Linked DNA regions of Mus musculus: all the other regions are linked to region 1. A link is a loop called in an ENCODE intact Hi-C map of the cell type or tissue named here. Cell type or tissue: heart. All regions are shown on one strand.

Region 1 (8,000 bases):
GTGGAGTGACTGTGGCTTAGGGGAATTATGAGAGTGGTGGGGTTGGGGGCAGGGGGTACTGGTTGATTGGGTACTTGTGGTGGGATCGACCCAGGGCTCTGCACATGATGGCCAAGTGCTCTACCACTGACCCACATTCCCAACCCTAGGGAAATGGAGTTTTTATATACAACAGTGGAGTTTAAGGGAGGCACTCATTTGATCCTAGGTATCGCTCAGGGTAAGTGTGGGGAGCTCACAAGGTATTCATTCCTGTAATGCAATGGCTCTCAGCCTTTCTATTGCTACGACCCTTTAATACAGTTCCTCATGTTGTGATGACCCCCAACCGAAGCATCATCTTTGCCGCTACTTTATAGCTGTAATTTTGCTACTGTTATCTGTTATGAATCCTAACGTAAAGATCTGATCTAGGGCTCCCAGGGGGTCGAGGTCCACAGGTTGAGAACCACTGCAGTAGCAGGAGACCCAGCAGTTAGTTATATGTATCTGGTTTCCAGAGTGAGGTTAGAGCTGCAGACTCAACACAGCTTGAGTGTCAGCAGCACAGAGATGGCATTTACAGATGCTGATGAGAAAGAGCAGCTGAGGGCTCCAGTGCGCCTGTCCCCTCCACACCCATGCGGAGGTTAAGGAAATAGCAGGCGGAAGATACCTTCATAGACTGTCAAGTGTTGTGCACACTGCAAGAACAAACAGTATGACTCTGACCCGGAGCATAAAATAGAGCAAGACTGAAAGAAGTATGGGTAAATGGAGGGAGAGCATCATGGGATTCTGTGGGCCTGAGAAACCCATTATTGACACTCTCTCATTTTATCCACCAGACACTGCTGAGGTCTAGGAGGATATGAAAAGCTTGTTCCAGGTCATGCAGTTCCTCAGGAGCCTAGCCATCCTGGACCTGAGGCTTGAACTGCCAGTGTGACGCTGTTTCCACCACACAGCACACCTGCTCACGGTTCCTGCTTGGGCTCTCTCGGAATCTCCTAACCAGGGCCAAGTAATTCTTCAAACATAAATCTAATTATATCGCCTTGTGCTTTTTACACATGCTATTTCCTCTGCCTGGAATACTTTGCTTCCTCCCACTTCTGTCTGGCAAATTCCTGCCCCATCTTTCATTCCCGGTTAGAATAGCCCTTTTCAGGAAAGAAGTCCTGAGCTTGTCTGGTAGAGCTGGGCATCGGCCCTCCAAGTGCCCGTGGGGCGCTTGTCCTGGGGTTTCTCTTGAGCTTACTGGGGTTTACCCCCTTCACTGACTGCCTGTGAGGGTCTTCCTGTGACCTCTCCACCTCACATAGTGAGTGACACATTTAGAGGGAAGGAAGGAAGGAAGGAAGATCCCTCATGGTAGTTGAGGACAATAGCCAGGCTGTCATTTAGTGACACTTCAGTTCCTCTGACCTGAGTGTGCTTTTGGTTCACAAAGTGACAGTGACTTCTGAGATGGGCATTTGCTTCCTTGTCATCCCACAACACAACGAGCAGGCAATTCTGGGACCGCGAAACAATTTGGACATTATAAGTGATGGCTTCTTTTTTTGTTTTCAATTTTCTTTCTCCTATCAGTATACAACTGGCTGTTGTTTGCCTTTTGCTGTTAGACAAGATTTGTGCTTGTGCTGAGGCTAGGCACAGGCATTTGCACACACACACACACACACACACACACACACACACACACACACACACTGCCTCTCTTGGGAAAAGCTATACTATACCGGTTTTCAGAGGGAGTCACTCGGAAGGGAGAAAGGGAACAGCCTTGTCCTCTCAGCTTTGCCACCCTTGAACCTGAAAATGTATACTTCTTAATCTCTTGGAACCTCAGCTCTAGATAATTCGGGAATTTCTACATCAAGGGTGAATGCTAAGAACTCTGGTCACCCGCTACGTTCACTGCTCTTTGGCTTGTTTGTTTGCGATAATTTGGTATTAATTACTGTATTTACATTCAGCTTAATTAACAGTGTTCAGATAGGTGGAGGATGGCTCTTCCTAGGAGTAATTATTGCAGAGGTTATTGCAAAGGTCTAAGAAAGTGGCAGGAGCTGCTGCTGCTGCTGGAACCAGCGCTTCGGATTTTGTCCCAAGTACAATAATTCTAAGATTCTCTCCCGGCTAAGTTGGCCAAGCACCAGGGTATGCCTGGAGCAGGTGGTGAGCCAGGCTCAGGAAGAAACTGTCCCCTTTCTTAGTGTCCAGCCTCTGGAGCTCTCTGGTATTGAGAGTCCTTGAGTAATCACTGGTAATCAATACAACACAGTAGGATGCAATTAGGATTAATTAGCTCAGGGTTGCGAGCAGGCTTGCTCCTCAGCCTGTGTCTCTGAGTGTCTCCTTCTTGGCTCCTCCTAAAGATGATGATCACCTTTTCTGTTTCCCCCAGACAAGGGTGTCGCCTTTTCTCTTCCTGCGCCAACCTCCCTCCCCGGCTCATTCATAAGGAGAGGGGAAGCCAGGAAGGGGTGTGGGAAAGGCGGTGGGAAGACGGTGTGAAGGACGGAGGCTTTCCAAGAGACAGTGGTGGCCCGCAGAATCATCCAGAAGGCATTTGCCTATTTTCCCAGCCAGCCAAACAGCCTCCCCTCACTTCGTGCAGCTTATGGAACATTATGGTTTTGGTTTAATCAAACGGTGCTTCTAGGGCTTGGAGAGATGGCTCAGCAGTTCTCTTGCTGTTCTTGCAGAGGACCTCAGTATGATTCCCGGCATCCACACCAGGGGACTCACAACTGCAGATCCAGGGGATCCAATGTCTTCTTCTTGTCTCCACGGGCACCAGAACACACATGGCATACACTCACACAGACACACAAGCCAACATATAGAATGAAAAGAAATCTTTAAAAAAGATGTTTTATATTCCACATCTTTGTATCTTTGCCATGGTAAAAACAATCCTCTAGGGATTGGGAGTGTGGGGGAGGGTTGGGCCAGTGTGTATAGCATGGAAGAGGTCCAGAGATTCTAGAAACTGGCTTCTACTCTCCAGATCTCTTGGTCTGTGTAGCGCATACTGCTTCTTCAGAGCTGACCCCCGGCTTAGATGTGTCTGTGCTCAGACGACGCTTTCTCCCCATCCCCATCTTTGCATCTCTCTTTGGGTCCAGAATAGGTTTTATCTTTGTGAGTTCTTCTTTATGCAGCACATTACGAGCTTCAGCATTTTTCTGTTGCCCTAGAAAGACTATCTCTCTGAGGTCTGGTACTGTTTCCCTTTTCACAGCACCTCATAAAGGGCTTCCTTAGAGCACACCCTTTCTGTTCCACTACCCTGGAGGTACTGGAGGGAAGCATCCCGGGATTCCTACTGCCTGCATCCTGGGACTCCTACCGCCTCCATCACTATCTCCATCCTTCTGCATTTTTCCGAGGTTTCATTTTGTAACACGAAGTGCTTCACCTGGAATCGGTTCTAATTCTCCAAAGCATTCCAGAGAGACTCTTAGCGTTTTTATTCCCCTAAAGCATTATTTGGCGGTTTTCTCTGGTTTTCTCTTAGAAGCACACTTCTCTTGTTTTGATTGTTCAGGTCCTTTGTCTTTCCCACTTTTTCACTTCCTTAGCTCACCTTATTTTATAATTAAAGTACCTCTTCTGTTCAGCAGAGGGCTCCCTTTCCATCCGTGCTTGTAGCCCTAGCATCTAGGATTTGAAGCTTGCGCTCCTCGACTTTCTCTGTCGACACTAGATCACTTAACTTGGAAACAATCCCACCTAGCTTGGTGTGGCTGCGCTAAGGGTCCCTCTGCTGCGGACATTACTCCGTTCCTCTAGGATTGAACATTCTTTGGATACCCTCCCAGTGTTCCTGAAGCCATTTCACTCCCTGGATCCCCTGCTGGTTCTTCATACGAGGTTCGGTAGGGTGCACATCACTAACGTCAATTTACAGCCGAGGAAACTGAGACTTAGAGAGATTCACCCAAGATCTTGTAGCTTGTGAGGTTAACTAGCAACCGGTCAGCTCTGGCTTTTCGGTCCAGCCCAGCAGCTTAGCATCTCGCTGTTGCTGGAGTTGATTACAATCTCCCGGGTTTAGTACGCGGTCCTTTTCTCATTCATATTTCAAATCCACAGGCAGAAAAATGTTTCTACACAGCTAAAGGGGCTGGGGTATTGGGGACCCCAGGGTGTGTGTTGGGGGGAGAGCTTTCTCAGGCTCCAAGTTGGGGTCGGTTTGAGATGGGGATGGCAGAGAACGGTAAGGTAAAACCTAGCAAAAGATGGCAAAGGCTAGAGACCTAGGACAGAGGCAGCTTCTGTCCACCCATCCCCATAGCTCGCAAGCTAGGGGCCGGAGTTCTGCTAGGGGGCGAAATCGGGATGCAGGGCGCCCCCTCGCGCTCTCCCGCTCTCCTCCGGGCTGGCGGGTGAAGCGCCAGCAGTCGCAGGTCCTCTCCATCCCCCTCCTCCTTTTCTCCCCCGCTCCCCTCCTTCTCTCCTCTGGCTTCCAACTCCTCCCCCACGCCTCCCCCCCACCCCACCGCCTGCTCCCTCACTCTCCTCCTCCCGGCTCGCTCCGGCGCGCGGGGTCTGGAGCTAGTTGGAGCGCGGGGGTTGGTGCTGGAGCCCAGCTCCGCCGAGCCCCGCCGGTCGGCCGCGCATCCAGCGGCTGTTGGAGCAGCCGGAGCGCAGCCGGGCCCGACAGGAGTCGGAGACTGCGGCGGAGCGCTGAACCCGTAGTCCGGAGCCTTGCTGTTCGGCCGCCCCATTCCCAGACCGGCCACCAGCCCTCGGGTTCGTCGCTGTGGTCCGCACCGCCCTGAGCCCAGGGCCGCGGGGAGCCCGGCACCTGCGCGTGCTGCCGGGAGGTGAGTCCGGGAGCTTCCGGAGCTTTTTCCCTCGCCAGCTGGGGCTGTGAGTTGCAAACTTCAGCAACTAGGATAGGTAGAGGGGTGGGAGTCCGGGGGCGCTGGTAAGTTGGAGGCACGTTGGGGAGGCTTCAGGGGGCTGGAGCGCGGGTCCCGGGGCTGTCTGGGGCTACCTCGGCTGGGGCGCCACCGGAGCTGCTGCGTTCCTGACACCCGCTCGCTCTGGCTTCTGGCTCCACTGGGCTGCGATCAGCGCGTCTAGGCTGCAGCCGCGGCGGAGACCCAGATCGCGGGCCTGGAGTAGGGGGACTGACCAGGGAAAGGCTGGGGGAGCGAGGGGGCAAAGGAACGGAGACTGGGCCGAGACAGAGGTTCAGCAGAGGGCGGGCGGGGAAACCTGGCAGAGGAAGAGTGCGGGCGGCGAGGCGCGTGGGAACGCGTGGCCGGCCCAGAGTGTGAAATCTCCCGCGCAGGGACGTCCCCCATGCCGCCGCCACCAACCCGGCCCTCGCCTGATTCTTCCTAGACCCCTCCACCCCCTAGGCTACTCCAGCCTTAACTGGGCCCTTCGGAGCCCACAGTGTCCTCTAAGGCCCTGGATGGAGCAGCCCGGGGCCCCTTGCTCCTGCCTCAGCCAGTGAAGCGGGTGCGGCGGCGGGAACCTGGGACTAAAGGGGCGATTTCCTGATTTATTTTTCTCATGGTAATTTGTCTTTGTGATTGGGGCTGCCCATTCACTTTCCGCTCACGTCGTGCGGGAGATCCAGCGCGGAGGGAGGGATGGGGGGGGGGGTTGCGCTTGGGCACAAGGAGGGATGCGAACAGGAAAGGGGATCCGGGGACCCGAGCCGGCGGGAGCGGAGACAGAAGTAGCAGCAGGACCCGCGGAGAAAAAGCGAAGGTGAAGAGGATCGGCAGAACGATGTGGGCTCCGTTGCGGGCCTCAAACTTTAAAGAACCAGACGACCACCTGAAGCGCCGATCTCATCCCTTCTGGTTGCTTTACCGGGGCCCGGTTCTGAGTCGTCTCGCCCCGTTGCGCCAGACATGAGTAGGCGCTGAGTTTGGATCTGGAGCGGTGGCCTCGGGACCTTGCCCCCAGGCCTGCGATCCTCTTCTGGCTTTTGATAATTGGAGAAGAGCCTACAGAGCGCATCTGGTCAGCCCACCTTTAGTGGGCCATGCGCTCTTGGTCAGCCAAATAGGACTGGGGTATTGGAAGTTTGACTGTGTCTAGAACCTACACGATCCTGCCTTCACTGGCCCTAACTCCGATCTCTTTTCTCCACCCTTTTGTAAATTCAATCTCCTTCCACCCGTCTCTGCTCTCCCATTGCCTACCCGCATTCTGTACCGACTTGGACCTCATTCTGCGGTGCTCTGTTCAACCTCCCTACCTACCCACCCCCATCTTTTAGTCCACCCCTTTCCAGTCTTCCTTACCCCCCCTTGTTTTTTTTTCTTGGCATTTACAAGTGGCTTCTTGTCTTTCTGGAGCCCACGACCTTGAGGAAGGGGCAGAGGAGAATTCGAGCTTTAGAGTGGGACCTCACCAGTACGAGGGTGTGTGGGAGGGTGAGAGTAAGAGGCTTGGAAAGAAAACACCCTGTCTCAAATCTAGCTTCTTCCCAGTGCAGGGGAAAGAAGGGTTAAAACCAGAGTACAGTGGTGTGTGTGTGTGTGTGTGTGTGTGTGTGTGTGTGTGTGTGTGTGTGTGTGAGAGAGAGAGAGAGAGAGAGAGAGAGAGAGAGAGAGAGAGAGAGAGATCTGTGAGCAACAAGAACCTTCGACTTTCTGAGCTTTAGAGAGGATCCTCCAGGAGTAAAGGTCACCTGGGCTCTGGCAAATCAAGAAAGGTATGTGTACCAGGTGTGTGTGTGTGTGTGTGTGTCCCCTTCCGTCAGTCCTTTCTGCCTATCACCAGCTATCGCCACCAGTTTAGAAAGGAATGGCAGGCCTCCCATCTCTACCTCTCCACCAACGTGAACCTCAAGCATCTCTAAATCACCTATGCTGTGCAACACACAGTATTAGGTGCTGATAAAAATAATGTTGAGGTTCAGGGCAGAATTCCTGCTCAGTGAGGCTTGGTGCCCAAGCGGTGGGCTTAGGCTTTCCTAAGAGAACATTGGCTTGGTGAGTTTGATGGAACAGGACTGGGGTCCTTCCTCACCAGCTGCCTGTTTACAAAGAGGATCCTGAAGGGTAAGGGCCTGAGAGGGAGAGTTCCCTAATGACAAGGGTCAGACTAGAAAAGGCAGGGAGATTGAGAGGCAGTCTGATTGATTACATCTTTACATTGGGATAGGATGGATCCCGGCTCGAAAGTCCTTTCTTCCATCGATTCTTTGGTTTATGTAGGCTTAGAGTTTTGTTTTGTTTTGTTTTTAGATTTATTTGTTTTACTTTATTTATATGAATGCTTTGTCTTCATGAGTGTATGTGTACCATGTGTGTGCCTGTTGGATCCCTTGGAACTAGGACCGTGGATGGTTGAGAGCCACCATGAGAGTGAATCCAGGTCCTCTGCAAGAGCAACAAGTGTCTCTAACCACTGGGCTGTCTCGCCAGCATATTCTCCTTGACCCTTTGAGACAATAGCCTAGGCTGACCTCAGACTCGACACTCCCCCTGCCTCAGCCTCTTGGGTGTTGGGATTACAGGTATGGATTACCATGACTGGCCTCGTCAGTCAGCTCTTCTCCAGGTTAGAGATGGTAGAGGGCTCCAAGACTGTTGTTGCTGAGGAGATCACAAACTTAGACTCTGCAGAAAGAAAGGCAGGCAACAATGTGATGATCGCGGAGGCAATTAGAATGGATGGGTCTAAGGACAACTGGATGTTGAAAGCCAAACTATCCAGATGAAATGGTCCAAACAAATCAAACTTGTGGCTTTTAATGATCTGACTCACTATATTTACAGGCTAAAAAAAAAAAAAAAAATCGGGCAGTAGTGGCACACGCCTTTAATCCCAGCACTTGGGAGGCAGAGGCAGGTGGATTTCTGAGTTCGAGGCCAGCCTGGTCTACAGAGTGAGTTCCAGGACAGCCAGGGCTATACAGAGAAACCCTGTCTCAAAAAAAAAAAAATTAAGATTCTAAGACATGAGTATATCTGCTCTGGAGGGGCAGGCATGATGCTATTATGTTTCTCTGTACCTCGGGGAGCCACTGGAGT
Region 2 (8,000 bases), 110 kb before region 1:
CTTAACCTCTGAGCTATCTCTCCAGTCCCTGATCAGGATGTTTGTGCCGTTCTGATGGAGATACAGGCCAGGGGCATGAGCTGAGGAGAGACACCATGTCAGCTCCCACTGCATTGCCTATCTAACAAGTCCCAAGGCAGTGTCCTACTCTGGGGAAGGGGGTGGTAGGGGCAGCAGCGTTCCACTCACATGGGGCGTGGAACATGACGAGGACAGAGGAGTGCTCCTTCACAAACTGGTCAAAGTCTTCATCGGTCAGGTGATAAACGGAGCCGCCCTCATCTGCCCAGGGAGTCTCGGGGACCTGGGGCTGTGGTGGCAGTGGACTGGAAGACCAAAGAAACAGGCAGAGCTCAGAGCAAGCCCTGGGGTCTGAACAGCCCTTATCAATCAAATCCAGCCCCCTGGACACATAGCTCCCACACCAAGATCTTTTATACACTGGAAACTGGATCCAGAGATGGATGGAGAGGGACTGCCCTGCCCATCTCTGCCTCCTCCCCAAGCAGAAAGGTACTTAGCTGATACCCATTGCGCATGGCCACATGGCTGTTGTTTGCTATAGCTTTCTGAGACAGCTCAGGGAATCTTTTTTTTCCCCGGGAGTGTTTGCTAGCATCTTCAAGGTAGAGCAAACTTCCAGCAAGTTGGCAAGAGCAAACAGCTACGGTGCCCAGTAAGCACTGTGGAAGCTGGATGTCCTGCTCTGAGCCACCCACTGGTAGGACACAGGAGGAAGAAAGAAGTGAGGCTAAAGGACAGGAAAGAGCTCTCTGGTTGAGCAAGCAGAAGGTATGAATGGGGGTGGGGTGGGAGGTGAGCACTGAGCCAGAGGGAGACCAGGTTGGTGGTATACACCCCAGCAGAATCTGCACTGCCTTACTAATTCTTCTAGAGGCGGAGAACAGATGTTCTCCGAGCCCGCATCAACTCACTGGCTGCCAAACCCTGGCAGTTACCTGATCTTTCAGGAGCCTGTTTGCTTCACAGAGAACCACACATCAGTGTCTATAGCCCCTAGTGCTAAGTGGAGGGAAGGCCCCCAGGTACCAACTTCCCCGCCAGGACGAGATGGCTGGTGCCATGAGAGCCCTGCTGCTTTACTGCCCGGTACCTTTGCCAAAGCACCTCAACTGCAGCTTTGAAAAAAAAAAAAACCCTTTGGATGACAAATGTGAATAGACAAGCGTTGTTCCCTGCCTGTAAGTGCCGACAGCAGGGAACACTGCAGTGCTCCAGCAGGCAGGGCTGGAGAATTAATCAGAGAAGAGCGACTCGGGCTCACAGAGAAGCAAAAGCTGGTTCAGAGTCTATGAAGACTATGCTGGCTCTGTGGACTGAGCTGCCCTAAAAGCCTCAGTCTCGCTGGTCTCCAGAGAGCGAGCGAGCGCGGCAAAGCCTTTGGTTGCTTTGCTTACTCGATGTCAGATTGTAACTGGCCTGGCTAAAGAGCTATAGTTGAATCTCTCAATCTGACTATCAGACTGTGAACAAGGGAGGCCAGAGACTTAAGAATTCCTCTGGAATCTCATGCCAGGGAAAAGGAAAGGGCGCTTGTTGGAGCAGGAACCGGGCTCCCTGAAACAGATTTCATCCAGTTCTACAGTACACACTGAAACCCAGAGGAAGATGGGTCAATAGTTGGCAGGACCAAGTTTGGTCAGGACTGCTTTCAGGTATCCTTGGTCTTCTATTCAAACATTCATCTCACATCAGAACCCCAAAGATAGACTGGCGGGGGGCGGGGGGGGGGGAGCGGGGGTGTTTACTAAATCCCTTTGTCGCTCTTCCCAATGCGGCCAGGTTGAAAAAAAAAATCTCCCTTTCTGCTTTCCACTTATTTACTTTTGTTTTTGTTTTTGAGATAGTGTCTTACTATGTTGCTCTGGCATCCTGGAATTTGCTCTGTAGTCCAGGCTGGCCCGCCTCTACCTGCTGAGTGCTGGGATTAAAGGTGTGCACCACCACATCGGTCTGCTTTCCACTTTTAATTTGGTTCTTTCACTGCTTCCTGAGGACGGGCGGTAGGACCTGACTTGGGACACAGGTCGTGATCCCTACATTCTGTAACAAGAAGGTACTGGCGGTAGATTCTAGCACTAGGAAGTCATCAGCCAGGCACCAGTTCCGTGATATCTGGCTTCTTATATCTGGGCTCAAACTAACAACCCCCCCAGTGAATATCTACAGCAGTCGGATGTGGTAGCGACACCTTTAATCCCAGCAGAGGCAGGTAGATCGTTATGAATTCAAGACCAGCCTAGTCTACACAGCAAGTTCAGGCCAGCTAAAGCTACACAGTGAGGTTCTAGCTCAATCACAGTAATAAGTTAATTTTAAAACGTTGTCTATGGTAGATGATTTGCTATGAAGAAAGTAGGGGTCAGGGAGTATACGCCTCAGTAGGGGAGAGCTAGGTACACTGTCAACCATCTCTGCAAGTGGAGGGCTGAGCGCTGAAGAGGAACACATCGTATTCTTCAGGCAGTAGCATGGACAGCCTGCTGGCCAGGCACACAGCCATCTATGATTCACTAGCTCTTGTATGAAGAGGGGAGGTAAACTGCTCCTGTTTGCATCTGCTAGGAAAAAAGGCCCTGAGACCTTACAAGAAAGAAGCTGAAGCTGTTACCTCTGGGTGGGACAGGGATAGCAGGAAGGGAGAAGAGGGCAGAAGTTAAAGCCTCTCAGGGCATACTGGAGTATCTTAGAGGTTTTGAAAGTTAAATGAATGTAATCTAGTTTTTAAAAAAAATCAAAGTAATTTTTAAAACTCCACCAGAGTTACTGAGAACCTAACGATATAAGATGCAAAAGCTATGTCTTGGCAGCGTGGTAAGAAAGATCCGGAGACGCTCCCACTTTAGAGACTACCCTAAAACCACAAAGGGGTTTTGTTTGTTCTGAACATAGAGTAATCCCACAGAAATGAAAACAACAGGAAATGCAAAGAAAAGAAGTCGCTACAGTTTCCGGAGCTAGGGAAAAAAAAAATCACCCAGGCAGGAGAAGCCACATTCTTGAAGTTGGGGTAAAAATGGGGTTGTCACTATAACTGCTCCCGAGGAGCACACATGCCACAGACAACTGGGGGATTATGTTCAAGAGAACACTACAGGAAGGGCTCGATTGTAGGAAAATGTGTACAAAAGAGGGGGTGAGCAGAGGTCTGCATAGAGCGCCTGCCTGCCGGCAAGCGGAAGGAGCTATCCACGCCACCCCAGGCAGCCAGCTCTCTACAAACAGGATCCCTTCCTCTCCTTCCTATATCTTGTACCCCACGCACAACAGACAGATAATAAAGGCTCACCAAGTAAAGAATGAAGAAACCTGGCTAAAGGACACAGATGTCCGTGAGTTCTAGGCCAGCCTGGTCTACGTAGTGAGTGCCAGGCTGGGATTACACAGTGAGACTCTCTCTTTCAAAAACTAACTAACCTACTAAATAAATAAATAAATAAAAATTTAAAAGGCCCTCTGAATAGAGAAATTATAATTTATTTTCTATATCTCTGAAGAGAAGGAACACCAACCAGTAGAAACTCCAAAGAGGAGCCCTGTGTAACTCTCCTCAGCAGACAGCAGAAGCAGCAGTGACAGCAACTGTACTGTCACGCCTATGACCCCAGGAGCCTAGCTAAGCAACTCCAGCTTAAAACATCTACCGGACAACGGCCTTTTTAAGCTATTTCTCTGGTCCTTCCATATGGACGATGGGCAGGAGATGCTCTGTAAATTTACAAAAGACTACCTAGACATTCCTAGATAGTCACAGATAACTTGAACTCAAAATGAGGCAAAGGGCTGGGGTTATAGCTCAGGGGATAAAAGTGCTTAGTATACAAGTGTGAAGATCTGGGTTCAAATCCCCAGAGCCCCTATAAAAAGCCAGGCATGTTCTCATGTAACTAAGCCCAGTACTCTGGAAGGTGGACACGGGAGGCTCACAGGGCTTGCTAGCTGCCAGCCCTCGCTCTAGATGTGCTGAGAGACCCTGTTCCATGGGAATAAGGCAGAGTGATAGGGCAAACAGTCGACATCTCCTCTGGCCTCTGCACATGCATTTGTTCCCGCACAGGCCACACACACACACACATGCACGTACGCACAAACACAACACACTCTTACAAATCCACACAACTTAAAAAGCAAGAACAGTGAGATAAAGGACACTGCGGGTAATTGCTGGGGCACGATGGCCGTCTCCTCAGTACCCTTCCAGGACTCTGACTTTCAGGCTCTCTGAAGATCAGACAGAGTATCTGTCTCGGGCTCTCCCATAAGGACTGAAAAGGCCACCCATAAGCTCATCTCTGGGAGAAATGTGAGTCACAGTAATAGAAATGCAACTTGGAGCAGCAGGAGGCAAGAACACTTGGTGTCTGCAAATTCAGTTTGCCTATGATTGGTAAATAAAGGCTGAAGTGTACGGCTAGGCCAAAATGGATGACTGTCTACACCCCCTACCTGCATGCCACACCCAACTCAGAGACCTCTAGAATGACGAGGGGGTGCAGGTCCTATGATGAGTGTCTATCTCAGAGTCCTTGTGCCCACAGAGGCCAGGCCTGATTCTAGGGAGGGCAGGTTCTCTCTGGGGCTTTAGACATTACTGGGACAAACAGCCAGGATGGATATACCCCAATCTTTTAATTCTTGGCTGTACAGAGACCCTGGAGAACAGCTTAGCACCAGGGCAGTGGGTTACATGAGGTCCTCTATTGCCCGCTAGGATTGAGGGAACCCGTAAAGACTTAAAATACAAGAGACAAGGAGGACTACACATGGAGCTGGACACACACAGTGGAAAGTCTAGAAGGAAATTCACCCCCAAATATCTCTGGGTAATAGGGCACAGAAGTACTTTCCCCTCACACTTTAAAAGTATTTTTCTACGAGAACCAGCTTACTTGAAAACCATTAACTCAGAAAAACACTTAGAAATTCAAGGTAGTCGGCAACAGGGGAACATGGCTGACTTTTGCTGGGGCATGAGGTCAGCAGCTCACTGCGTGTCTTGAAAGTGGCCTATCTTTTCCTACTTGGGGAAGGCACTGCAGTGTGCCCCAACACTGAGTGTTCACACCTGTCCAGAGTGTGGCTTCAAGGAGCCCAATTTTTCCTTCCTGATAGTTGGCAGCTTCTCTGGCATCTTGAGACTACAGATACACAGGGCTGACAGCAGGGGTCCCTGACCCGGAGGAGGAGAAGAGAGGAGGTGGGAAGGAGAAGGTGTGGTCAGAAGTGCCCCAGGCAGGCAGCCTGGAAGTGGGCAGACCAGGTCAGTGGGGTTGGGGGTTGAGGGGCTGGGGGAGGGGGAGAGCAGGTGGATATATTGAGGCAGAGAGAGGATGGAGGATAGGTAGCAGGCAGGCTCTAGTGGAGAGACGGCAACCTCCACAATGAACCTCCAACTGATGAGAACACCCCATGTCTATGATAGCTGGCCACTCTGAATGCATCTCCCCCACCCCCAAACAAAACCTTATCCTTCAGAGAAAGAGGCGAGGGTGTTTTGAAATGAGAAAAGGTTAGATAGAGATAGGGGAGGGAAGCGGGCAGATTTTATGCTCCGGTGACAAATGAGATTGCTATTTGTTGAAACCTTTCCCCAAGCGGACGGAGATATGTCAGGCTGTAGGGGAGTACACACTTATTATCAAATGAAAAAGGGAAATGGGAAAGGGAAGGTTAAGACAATGAACACATAGTCACAGGGGCTGCAAATGAAGTAACCGACAGGGACCGAGATGTGGAAATGCTTCCAAAAGATAAAAGCTAGGCAAACACAGGTGGACTGGTGCTTCATCTCCTTGCCCCCTGGGAGTTGAGAGAGACAGGGCCTCAACCTTCAGAACTCCAACAGAAATCCTTAGGGTTTTGGTTTGGTTTTTTAATACAAAAATCCATTCTTTTCACAATTTCTGAAAATACATGCCTTGAACCTCTAACTAATAACTAATTCTTTAACCCTAGGGTTTGCACTCAGGATCCCTAAGGTAAAGATGCCAATATATATTAATGAGCTGCTGACTGGGGAAGGGATGAACTCTGAGCGAGTGGAATCCCAGGGTGTCTCCTGGGGAGCTGGGTCAGCTGTCCTGCCACCTACCATCTCGGGCAAGACGCTCCATCACTCAGCCATGAAACAAGGTAAAACCACCTTCCCGTCAGTGATCTAGTGACAAGAGTACTGGGCAAGAAGCTCTGCTGGGTGCTTACAATAGGGTCTGTCACAAAGCAGAACCCCCAAACTGTAGCTTCCATTTCTACATGGATGCACAAATATCCGAACATGGGAGCAGGGTGGTTACTGGGGAAAGGGTAGTCTGAGGGCTCTAGGAAGGCTCTGGTGAGGTTGGGCTTATGTTAGGAAGACTGGCATGCTCAGTGGGGTGACAGACAAGACATGGCAGCTGGCCTGGCTCATGTCACCTGAGGTGGGGGGTGGGGCTGGCAGAGCTGTGGGATTTGATGTCCAGAGATGTAATCATAATATAAAACAGGGTTTGACGGTTGCCACGAAGCAGAGTTGGGAGGGGGTGTCTCAGAGTCAAAGGCATTACAGTGTTCCAGAGTAGCTTCACAGCATCTGATACAGTGTTGTTTTTTAAATAAGCACTCAAGTGACAGTCCTATTTTCAGAGAGACCTCCACTGAACTCTCTGAAACTTGACATGCAGGGTGAGAAATACTTCTATCCATCACACAGTGGGGGGGCAGGGGGTTCTCAATTTGAAAGGGAAGACTTCTGACTTGACTATGCCAAGGCAATCAACAGGTTGAATAGACCCTCCCCATGAAGAAAGAGAGGGAGCGGCAGACCCTAGACAGACCCCATCATCACAGATCAACAGCTCAGCAAGTCCTCATAGCTCCTGCACTCCCTACCACAGGTGCCCATGGGAAGATCAGCCATGCAGGCAATATATCCATCAGCCTTCCCCGTCCCTGACCTCTTCTCCGGCACAGCCCTGTGAGTGAGGGGCTACCCTCAGCACTGAAGATGCTCCCAACCCAATCCCTGATAGACCCAAACACAAACGCCCAACTCACTTCTTCAACCACTCCACGATGTCCTCGGCCGTGGACCCATAGTTCTCATACGGGAACAGAAACCGCCCCTTCCTGTGAAAAGTGGGAGACAAAAAGGCTCAGCAAGGGACACCAGTGCCATCAGGGGGCGGCACACTCCAGAAGGGATGGGGAAACTTACTCGAAATAGCAGATGGTAGGGTAGCCGCGGACATTGTACTCTTCCTTGATGTTCTCGAACTCTGATGGGTAGACGTTCATCCCAGCCAGGACCTGAAAGAACAGAGACTGTTCTCCAACCTGCACCTCCACGCATGGGACAAAAGCTTGTCAGCTGGTGTGCAACTGGGGTAAAAGGGCTGTCTGAACCAGCCCAAACAACAATGGAGAGCTTTGGAAAAGCCAGGCATCGGGGGTTCCAGGGCTGCCCTCCAGACAGCTGCCCCACAAGAATGTAGGAAGTTTGGCCTGGTTCTTCCTCCCACCCCCATGGTTCCATCTTCCTCCCACCCCCATGGTTCCATCTTCCTCCCACCCCCATGGTTCCATCTTCCTCCCACCCCCATGGTTCCATCTTCCTCCCACCCCCATGGTTCCAGAATTAAGACTTAGACTCAAAATATATTTACAAATACCTTAGCTACATAGCTAGGCTCTTCTCTGACTAGATCATAACTTAGATGAACCCATTTAAGTCTAATCTTCATTCTGCCACATGGCTGGTCACCTGTGCTCAGGTACTAGTGTCGGCCTGGTCATACCTTCCCAGGCGAATCTCCCGTACCTGCTCTATCCCAGAATCCTTTCTGCCTCCCAGATGCCCCACCTTCTATTCCACCCTTTCCTATAGGCTGTAGGGTTTTTAATTGATAATTGAGATGTACGGATGCATCGTTCTAAGCTGTGGGAACAGTGGCTTTTGGACACACTGAGCCTCTCTACGAGGGCCTTGGACATCTTCCTGG
Region 3 (8,000 bases), 180 kb after region 1:
AGCTGGGAAGGCAGCGGCAATTATTACATCAGAGCTGCACTAGAACTGTTTCCTGTTTCCCGTTGAAAGTAACTTTGTAAATGAAAAAAAAACAAACAAAACAAACAAAGCAAAACAAAGCAAAGCCTCCTTGGGAAATGAAGACAGAAGGAAATAAAGTACAGCAGCAGCAGCAAGCGGTAGAGGGAAACTTCCACAGATTCTGAGCAGGCTGAACATAGCAAACTAAACATCTCAGGGGACAGAGAGGACGGTCAATGCCTAAGAGCTTGCCACTCTTGCAAGGACCCGAATACAGCCCCCAAGACCTGCAGGGTGGCCAGCAACCACCTATAACTCCAGAACTGTCTGGTGTCTGTGGGCACTGGCACTCACATGCCCACATAAAAATAAACCCTGAAAACAAAAAACCAAAGCCCACCCATCCAGATAGTCAGGCTTACTTCACTGTCTAGACAAGCAACGGACTTTTAAGGTGTCCTGCTTCAGTCTCTCAGTCGCTGGGTTACATACAGTGTGTCCACCTGGCCTGGCTCTCTGGTTCTGTTACCAAGCTCACCTCTCTTTCACGTCATCCCACTTCTTGATAAAGGGTAACTGCTGTAGCCCTCAGAACCTGCTGCAAGTTAAGCCCAGGTGAGGTCGTCAGGACTGTGGCGATGTCATTAGTGACTATGATTTCCTTCTGGGCTGTTAATTTGCAGGCACCCTTGTTTAGCCTCTTTGCTGGCATACTTTAGTCCCATAAAAATTGACTGTTTGCTATGTTTACAGTTCCGTATGGCTGAAAGGCAAAGTAATTATCTTGCAGAAATGAAGCACAACAAATAATCCTTGAAAGAGTGGGCCTGGAGACTGGTTGTGAAATGATACCAGCACGTAGGTTTATCAGACACTTTCCAGACCCCCAAATTATTTATGGCTCGGAAGAAGGCAGTGTACTATTAAATCATGAGTGCTGACTGACTGCCTTCTGAAACACAATTCTGCCCAAGACTTATTTCTCTTGAACATCTCCACAAATAAATATTACATGATCTTCCACACTAGATCCTTTGAGCATTTTATTACTTCCAGAAATCATTTTTAAAGCGTCCTTTGTATGTGCATGCAGCAGGTGCTCATGTGTATTTGTGCCACAGGACACGTGTGAAGATAACCTTGGGTGTTAGCCCTCCCCTTCCACCTTGCTAGAGACGGGCATAAGCCTGGAGAGCTGGCCCACGAGAGTCCAGGGTTTTCCTGTCCCTGCCTCCCGTCTCCTCTGCAGCACTGGACTCTTTGCTGGCAGCTGCACCTGGCCTTTGGCATGGGTTCTGCAGGATCAAGTTTGGGTTTCCACACTCGTGTGCCAAGTTTTATACACGGAGCCCCTTCCCAGCTCTCATGACCATTACACCCAGAAGTCTCACACACCTGTTCTCTTCCTGGTTCAGTTTCTAGTTTCTTTTCTGATCCGTTACTCATGGCCATGAGTGAGAGTTGTCCCTTTTAAGTTACTCTTTATCATATTTCCTGAAAGCTTTGAGTCACCTATTTCTTTAAAAATGTTTAAAAATCATATTCATTGCTCTGAGGGGCCATGAGTATGTTTTTAATTTCTGCATGCTATTAAAATGGGGGCAGAATTGGAGGGGCATGTGTATGCTTTGACTTTTTATGTGCCATTAAAATGGGAGTAATTACTGTAATAAAGTCAAAACGCATGAAAACAAAGCAGCTTACTCTCTGGCCTATGCACAGGGCCCAACTTTCAAACAGTTAAAAAGGCCTCCTTTCTCGAGGTAACACAGGCACTACCTGTGGTCAGATATTGTTCTAAAGGGCGTCTGTCCAGCAGGACACCTCCTTTCCCTCTCACCCTGGAGTTGCTGGGTAACACCATCGCACATTCTAGTAAGTAGAAATGAAATTAGATGAATAATCGCTCCCAAGGCAACTTCTATCAAACAGTCAAATTGTATTGTTTCAGCAAACTCAACGCAAAAGCGCTAGCATTTTTCAAAATGCCACTTTGCAAGCATTCATCCATACAGTAAAAAATGACTGTGTGAGTTGTGGCTAACAGGGCTAGACATCTCATTCTCAGATCAGGTGAGTAATGTGCTCGCAACGGTTGTTCATAGCAAAAGCCTCTAGATTTTGAAGCTCACGTTATCTAGTCACGAGGTTATTTATTTGTCCTGTTGTAAACACTTCAGTTAATTAATAATGCAATTTTAAACACTAAGTTTTCCTAAGGGGGAAAGAGTTGCATAGTGCTGACAGCTTCCAAGAGGATGTGTGCGAGCAAGTACATCTATCAACCCCCTGTGCCTTCAGAGACAATGCTATGACCTAGTTTTCCTTCTGCAGAGGTGGCAACTCTAATAGCAAGATCTGTGGGCTACACAAAGACTAATGACGGTTGTCGTAGGACAGTGCTGCAAGCAAACTTAACTAGCTTTTAGCCTGTTGTGTCCACAGTTGTGTATACAGTCGTCACGGTTTAGTGATGAGGACGCTCTGAGGAACATGCTATCTGATGGTTCACTTCTTACTGTGACACTGAAGTGCTTGGACACGAAGGTGGGTGAGATGCTGGGTTGACGACAGTCCTAGGGGCTCCTGCTATAGACAGTTGTCTACAAAGCCAAGCTGTGTAGCCACGACTGTCTCATGTATTTCACTGACTCTCCTGACTTATATATTATAAAAGCCCGTCAGAGCAACACTAAGCATTCTCGGAAAGAAAGATTTCACATTGCCTGACTAAGAATGGCCACTAGAAAGAAACATGAATTTGCCAGTACTGACTTTAAATATCAACTGCAAAGTCTAGATCTGTCCGTAATTAGATTCTGTAGTAAATTCCCTTTCATGGAACCTCTTTCACTTAAAAAGAATTAGGTCAGATTTTTACAAAGGCAGAGGGAGTACCTGTGATAGATTTATTAAAATTCCCCATTGTTCCATTAAACCGTGCCCCTTTGCCTTCCCCGAAGCTTGTGCAGAATGACAGAGTGACAGCTCTATCTACTGAGGCTCGGGATGAGATAATGCACTCCCCCTCCCCCTCCCCCTCCCCCTCCCCAGGCGGGGCTGGGGACAGAATCTATGAGGCACACATCCATGCTCCAGATCTTCAGGCTGGAAAGGAGGGCAAGTTACACTTAGAGACCTGCCTGCTAAGTGCTACTCGGTATGAAGCAAGAAGCTCTGAGGCTGCAGAGGGGAGCCGGCACAAGCTAGTTCCTAACCCAGGATTTTACTAAGTTAAAACTATCTTTCGGGAATATCTAAGTGACATTAAAAAAATGGACTTGCAAGTGAAAACAACAGTAAAATGCACATAAATATCATGACGTAAGTACAGTGAGCGTGTCCCTGAAGATGGGAACATCAAACTCAGCCTTCCCCTCCAGCCCTGATTTATGTTAGAAGTCTGCCTCTGCTCTTCCTGTCCAGGGCACTTCATGTCAACCAGAGGCTGGCAAATGTGGCCTTCTCAGGTCAATCACACCCGTGGGAGGTTAAAATGATGTACAATTTTCAAATACACCCTGCCCCCTGACTATAGAAGGTATACTCACTACACAAATCCAAAGTTAAGTTCCCTCCTAATGACTGCGCTGGGGTGACATTGAGCCTGACCTTTACAGTTGCCTTAGTGCTTTATAATGAACAACCAACAGTTGTCACCAAGCACTCAAGATTATGTTTTGTTAAAGTCTCACACATGCGCACTTCTAGATGGGATCCTGAAAAAAGTCTGCATGTGATTCCATGGATGAGAGAAGTTGTAAACTAAAACGGATCCATCTGAGTGCTGCCCAAGTGCTAGACTACACCAGAATGGAGTGAAAGAAAAAAGATTGGCCCAGTGAGGTGGAAAGATGGCTCAGCAGAGAACACCAGCTGCTCTTCCAGGACCTGGGTTTGATTCCTTGCAACCACATGGCAGCTCACAACTGTCTGTAACTCTACTTCCAGGGGTTCTACCGCCCTCTTTGGGCCTCCATGGGCACTGCATGCATGCATGTCGTACACAGACATACAGCAGGCAAAACATCCATACACATAGGATTAAATAAAAAGAAATCTGACTCAGAACACTGGCCTGATTGTGACCCCATGTAGGAATACTGGTATATAAACAGTCACAGGTTTTTAGTCAGCGTCTAATTATTACACTGGATGCCTAGGCTTCAGAGCTTGAGGGGGCTGAGAGAAGCATTCTCTTTTTCCAGCACCAGGAGGGAATTTAACTTGTTAAACTTTAAAAAACCAAAATCACCACCAACAATAACAGCAACAAAAACCCAAAAAACTCTTTGGACTTTTATCTGAAAATTAGATCTAACTACTATTTATTGGCTGATTGAGACTGTAGGTATATGTGTGGGTCCTGCAGACTGAACTCAGGCTGCGGGGCTAGGCAGCAAGCATGTTTACCCACATGCCATCATGCAAGCTTGCCACCTCTGACCTTAATGCTTACTTAGTATGGTGTCCATTTTTCACGGTGCTTTCAAAGCCAAAAGAAATTGCTAACAACTGCGCTGATCACACATTTAGGTGGAAGCAGTTCAGTAGGTGTGTATGTCCTGACAGCACAGCAACCATTTAAAGAGTACTATCCACAGATTGAGAGAATGACCACAATACTACAGGTGTGTGCATCTGATGGGCAACTTAGAGCTCCAATTCCCAATCACATTGATTACTGCCACATCATTTCCTGCTCTAGATCATCGCTGTAGGGATCTGCTTATTACTACAACTGCTAATAAACTAGCTTCTCAAAACTATGACATCATCAGAATAAACCCCCGTCTACTGACACTGGGCACTTCCCTGGCCTAGAATCCGGTAGATGTCAGTGCCCAGTATAGCCCCTATGAGTTTCCTGGGGCACTCTGACCTTATATGACTGCTATCGTCTCTGTGAAAGTGGCTGTACGTCACTGCTGCTGGTGTACAGGTCCTGGTTCTAATACCAGACTCAGAGATCCAAAGTAGGATGTGCAGAAATTCTAAGCTACACTGGGTGGGGGTGGGGGGTGGGGGGTGGGGGCACATGCCGCTGGAAGAGTGGCCCCACAAAACCTTCAGATTCTTATTTACTCCTACTTATCAAATGCCGGTGTGACATTAATCCCTCAATTTATTTCACAATAAATAATCCTGTAATTGAGCACGGAATCCACTGTGGCTAAAAATTATTTGCAATATGAATCAGATACCTGCATCTTAAGCAATCTTTTTATTAGAAGAGAGGAAGGAACAGGCATGGAGTCCTTGCCTTCCTTAGTAAGCCATTACAGGAATCCAGGCCAGACCCTGGGTGGGCAGAATGATGCCTCTCTCCACTAAAGATTGACGTTCCCGTCTCTGGAACTTATCCATGTGTTACCTACCTTACAGGAAAAGAGGATTAGGCCTGAGATAGAATTAAGGTTGCTAATAACTGGAGTCTGAAACTGGGAGATTATCCTGGATTATCTGAGTGGGTCCACTGTAAACCAAGATCCCTGAGAGCAGGGTGGCAGGACAGAAGGACCAGATGCAACTGTGAGTGAAGTCACGGGGCTGATATCACCCGGAGGTGAGGGGAGAGACTCTTCCCTAGAGTCCCAATGACCCTAAAAGTTTTAGCCCAGACACCACGGGTTAAAAGCTTCCCACTCCAGGGGTGCACCGTAATAATCTGAGCTGCTGCTGAGCCGTTGCACTCCTGTAACTTACTACAGCAACCTTAGAACTCATATTAGTAATAACAGTAGAAGTAACAGCAACTATAAATATTTCTGGCTATTTACACAAACTAAGTAAGGTGGCTACAGCTTCCAAAACCCAGAAATCCCACTTTATGCAGAAAATGTGATGACTCCATATAAAACAAGGCACCAGGCCAGGTCAGAGACTGCGTGCCAGCATGCTTCAGATCCAACCGTGCTTTCTCTCTACCGTACCGCTTAGTAGCAATGATAAACAGGAGAAAAACATGCTATGCTCTGGTGTGAATTTTACACAAAAGTAAGCATTTTCATGATATATGAATACTACAAAGTGGCCTTATGCAAAATATTCAATTACTTCTTGGACTCTTCTCATCTGGATGTACATACACACACACACAAGTGCGTGTGTGTATATATGTGTGTGTGTATACATATACACGCATGCATGTGGCATGTACAAATATGTGTGCAGTTGTTCATGTACATAGGCTTATATACATGTGGAGTTGATTTTGATTTGGGGTGTCTTTCTTCAATCCCATTCCACTTTATTTTTTGACACAGGGTTTTCGGCTGAGCCTGGAACAGACTGTCTAGCCCGTAAGGTTCATGGATCTGCCTGTATCTAAGCCCCGAGTCTCTAACGACAACAACAACAAATCTACTCTCAAACTCTGTGTACGGGCATGGGTATGTTCACGAGTCCAGTTGCCCTTGGAGGCCGGAGGCATTGGCCCCTCAGGAGCTGGAGCTCCATGTGACCATGAGCCACCTGACACGCATGTTAGGAAGTGACCCTGAGTCCTCTGCAAGAGCTGGGCCACGTCTTTAGCCTCTCATCCTCACCACTTTACACAGGTTATGGGGATCTGATCTCAGATCTCTGTGCTTACCCACAGGCCTAAACAACTGAGACATCTCCATACACACACACACACACACACACACACACACACACACACACACACACACACACACACACACGGAAGAACTGCAGAGAGCAGGACCGGGGCTATCGTCAGAAGACGTACTTTCCTGTGAACTGAAAGCCTTTACCTCAAGCCCCGAAGCAACCTGTGCTTACCTGTTGTCAAAGGCAAGTGGGTGATGCTGTTTAGGCAGGTCAGGGTGAACCACGTGGACGACAGGGTAGCCCCAGAAAACAGGAGGAGCAGGATCAGTTTCAGCATGCCCCGGATAAAATCCGCAAACCTGAAAAGAAACAATATCAAATCAATCCTAGCTAGACTTCTCAGTACTGTTTAAATTGGCAGCATACTTTCTTTAAGCAACCATTTCTTGAATTTTCACTGCATAACCTTAGAAGCCAGCTATGAATACATATTTCCTTCTTTTTTTGTTACTTAGGTTACTTTTATAATAATTTTCCCTCTTATAAACTGTTTGGAGTCTACAGCTCACAGAATAGAATTTTAAATTGACTTTTATTCTATTTTTATGTTTTTTCAACATTTTATAATGAATACACATTAGCTCAGTTTTAGAGTTGACACTGAAGTGCAAAGCTGGCTCTTCTAAAACTCACACCCCTGTCATACACACAAGCGCCTCTGAGCATCCCTCCTCCAGCTGGCCCTGGCCCTGCTCTCCCTCCTGCCCCCTTTTCCAGTTGGGTAGCTGTGCTCTCTTCTCTTCCATGTGAAGGCTGGTTCCCACAGCAGGGTTTGAATTGGGGACTTCCCTGTAGCGGCCTTTCTGCTGGAAACACTAACACCTCAGGCCCTTGTGTGGCCCCACTCCTGCTCCACTCACCCAGGAGTTGTTCAACATGGCCCTTCATGCTCCCTCAAGTCCTCCCCTGCAGTCTGCTTTAGATCCTGTACTGGCTAGTTTTGTGTCAACTTGACACAGCTGGAGTTATCACAGAGAAAGGAGCTTCAGTTGAGGAAATGCCTCCATGAGATGCAATTGTAAGGCATTTTCTCAATTAGTGATCAAGGGGGAAAGGCCCCTTGTGGGTGGGACCATCTCAGGGCTGGTAGTCTTGGTTCTATAAGAAAGCAGGCTGAGCAAGCCAGAGGAGGCAAGCCAGTAAAGAACATCCCTCCATGGCCTCTGCATCAGCTCCTGCTCCCTGACCTGCTTGAGTTCCAGTTCTGACTTCTTTCAGTGATGAACAGCAATGTGGAAATGTAAGCTCAATAAACCCTTTCCTCCCCAACTTGCTTCTTGGTCATGATGTTTTGTCCAGGAATAGAAACCCTGACTAAGACAGATCCCCACAAGAACTTTTCTCGGTTGGAAATTATTTATTTC

Evidence for each region. Peaks named below come from ENCODE experiments on the same cell type or tissue, not always from the same donor. Only the 100,000 strongest peaks of a DNase experiment are listed, where the experiment ranks them.
Region 2: it touches region 1 in a loop (2.0-fold over the local background); 4 of 42 quality-filtered maps call a loop at or near these places.
Region 3: a loop joins it to region 1, with 2.7 times the contacts of the local background. A loop is called at or near these places in 4 of 42 quality-filtered maps.

What each region holds. Positions count from the first base shown.
Region 1 is chr16:35,536,783-35,544,782 of GRCm38, forward strand. It overlaps Sema5b (sema domain, seven thrombospondin repeats (type 1 and type 1-like), transmembrane domain (TM) and short cytoplasmic domain, (semaphorin) 5B), which reads left to right and starts at 4,580. Exons shown (of 22, transcript NM_013661.2): 1 at 4,580-4,820. In heart, CTCF peaks have their summits at 3,622 (motif pointing right) and 4,345; no DNase peak of the experiment used is centred here; H3K4me3 peaks cover 2,974 bases; H3K27ac peaks cover 1,420 bases; H3K27me3 peaks cover 7,080 bases.
Region 2 is chr16:35,422,677-35,430,676 of GRCm38, forward strand. It overlaps Pdia5 (protein disulfide isomerase associated 5), which reads right to left. Exons shown (of 17, transcript NM_028295.1): 9 at 7,217-7,308; 10 at 7,057-7,128; 11 at 190-326. Among named protein-coding and RNA genes, the nearest start is that of Gm25079, 45 kb to the left of the region's middle. In heart, no CTCF peak of the experiment used is centred here; no DNase peak of the experiment used is centred here.
Region 3 is chr16:35,712,505-35,720,504 of GRCm38, forward strand. Slc49a4 (solute carrier family 49 member 4) reads right to left here. Exons shown (of 9, transcript NM_153550.4): 7 at 6,808-6,935. Among named protein-coding and RNA genes, the nearest start is that of Gm25967, 5.7 kb to the right of the region's middle. In heart, a CTCF peak has its summit at 4,009 (motif pointing left); no DNase peak of the experiment used is centred here.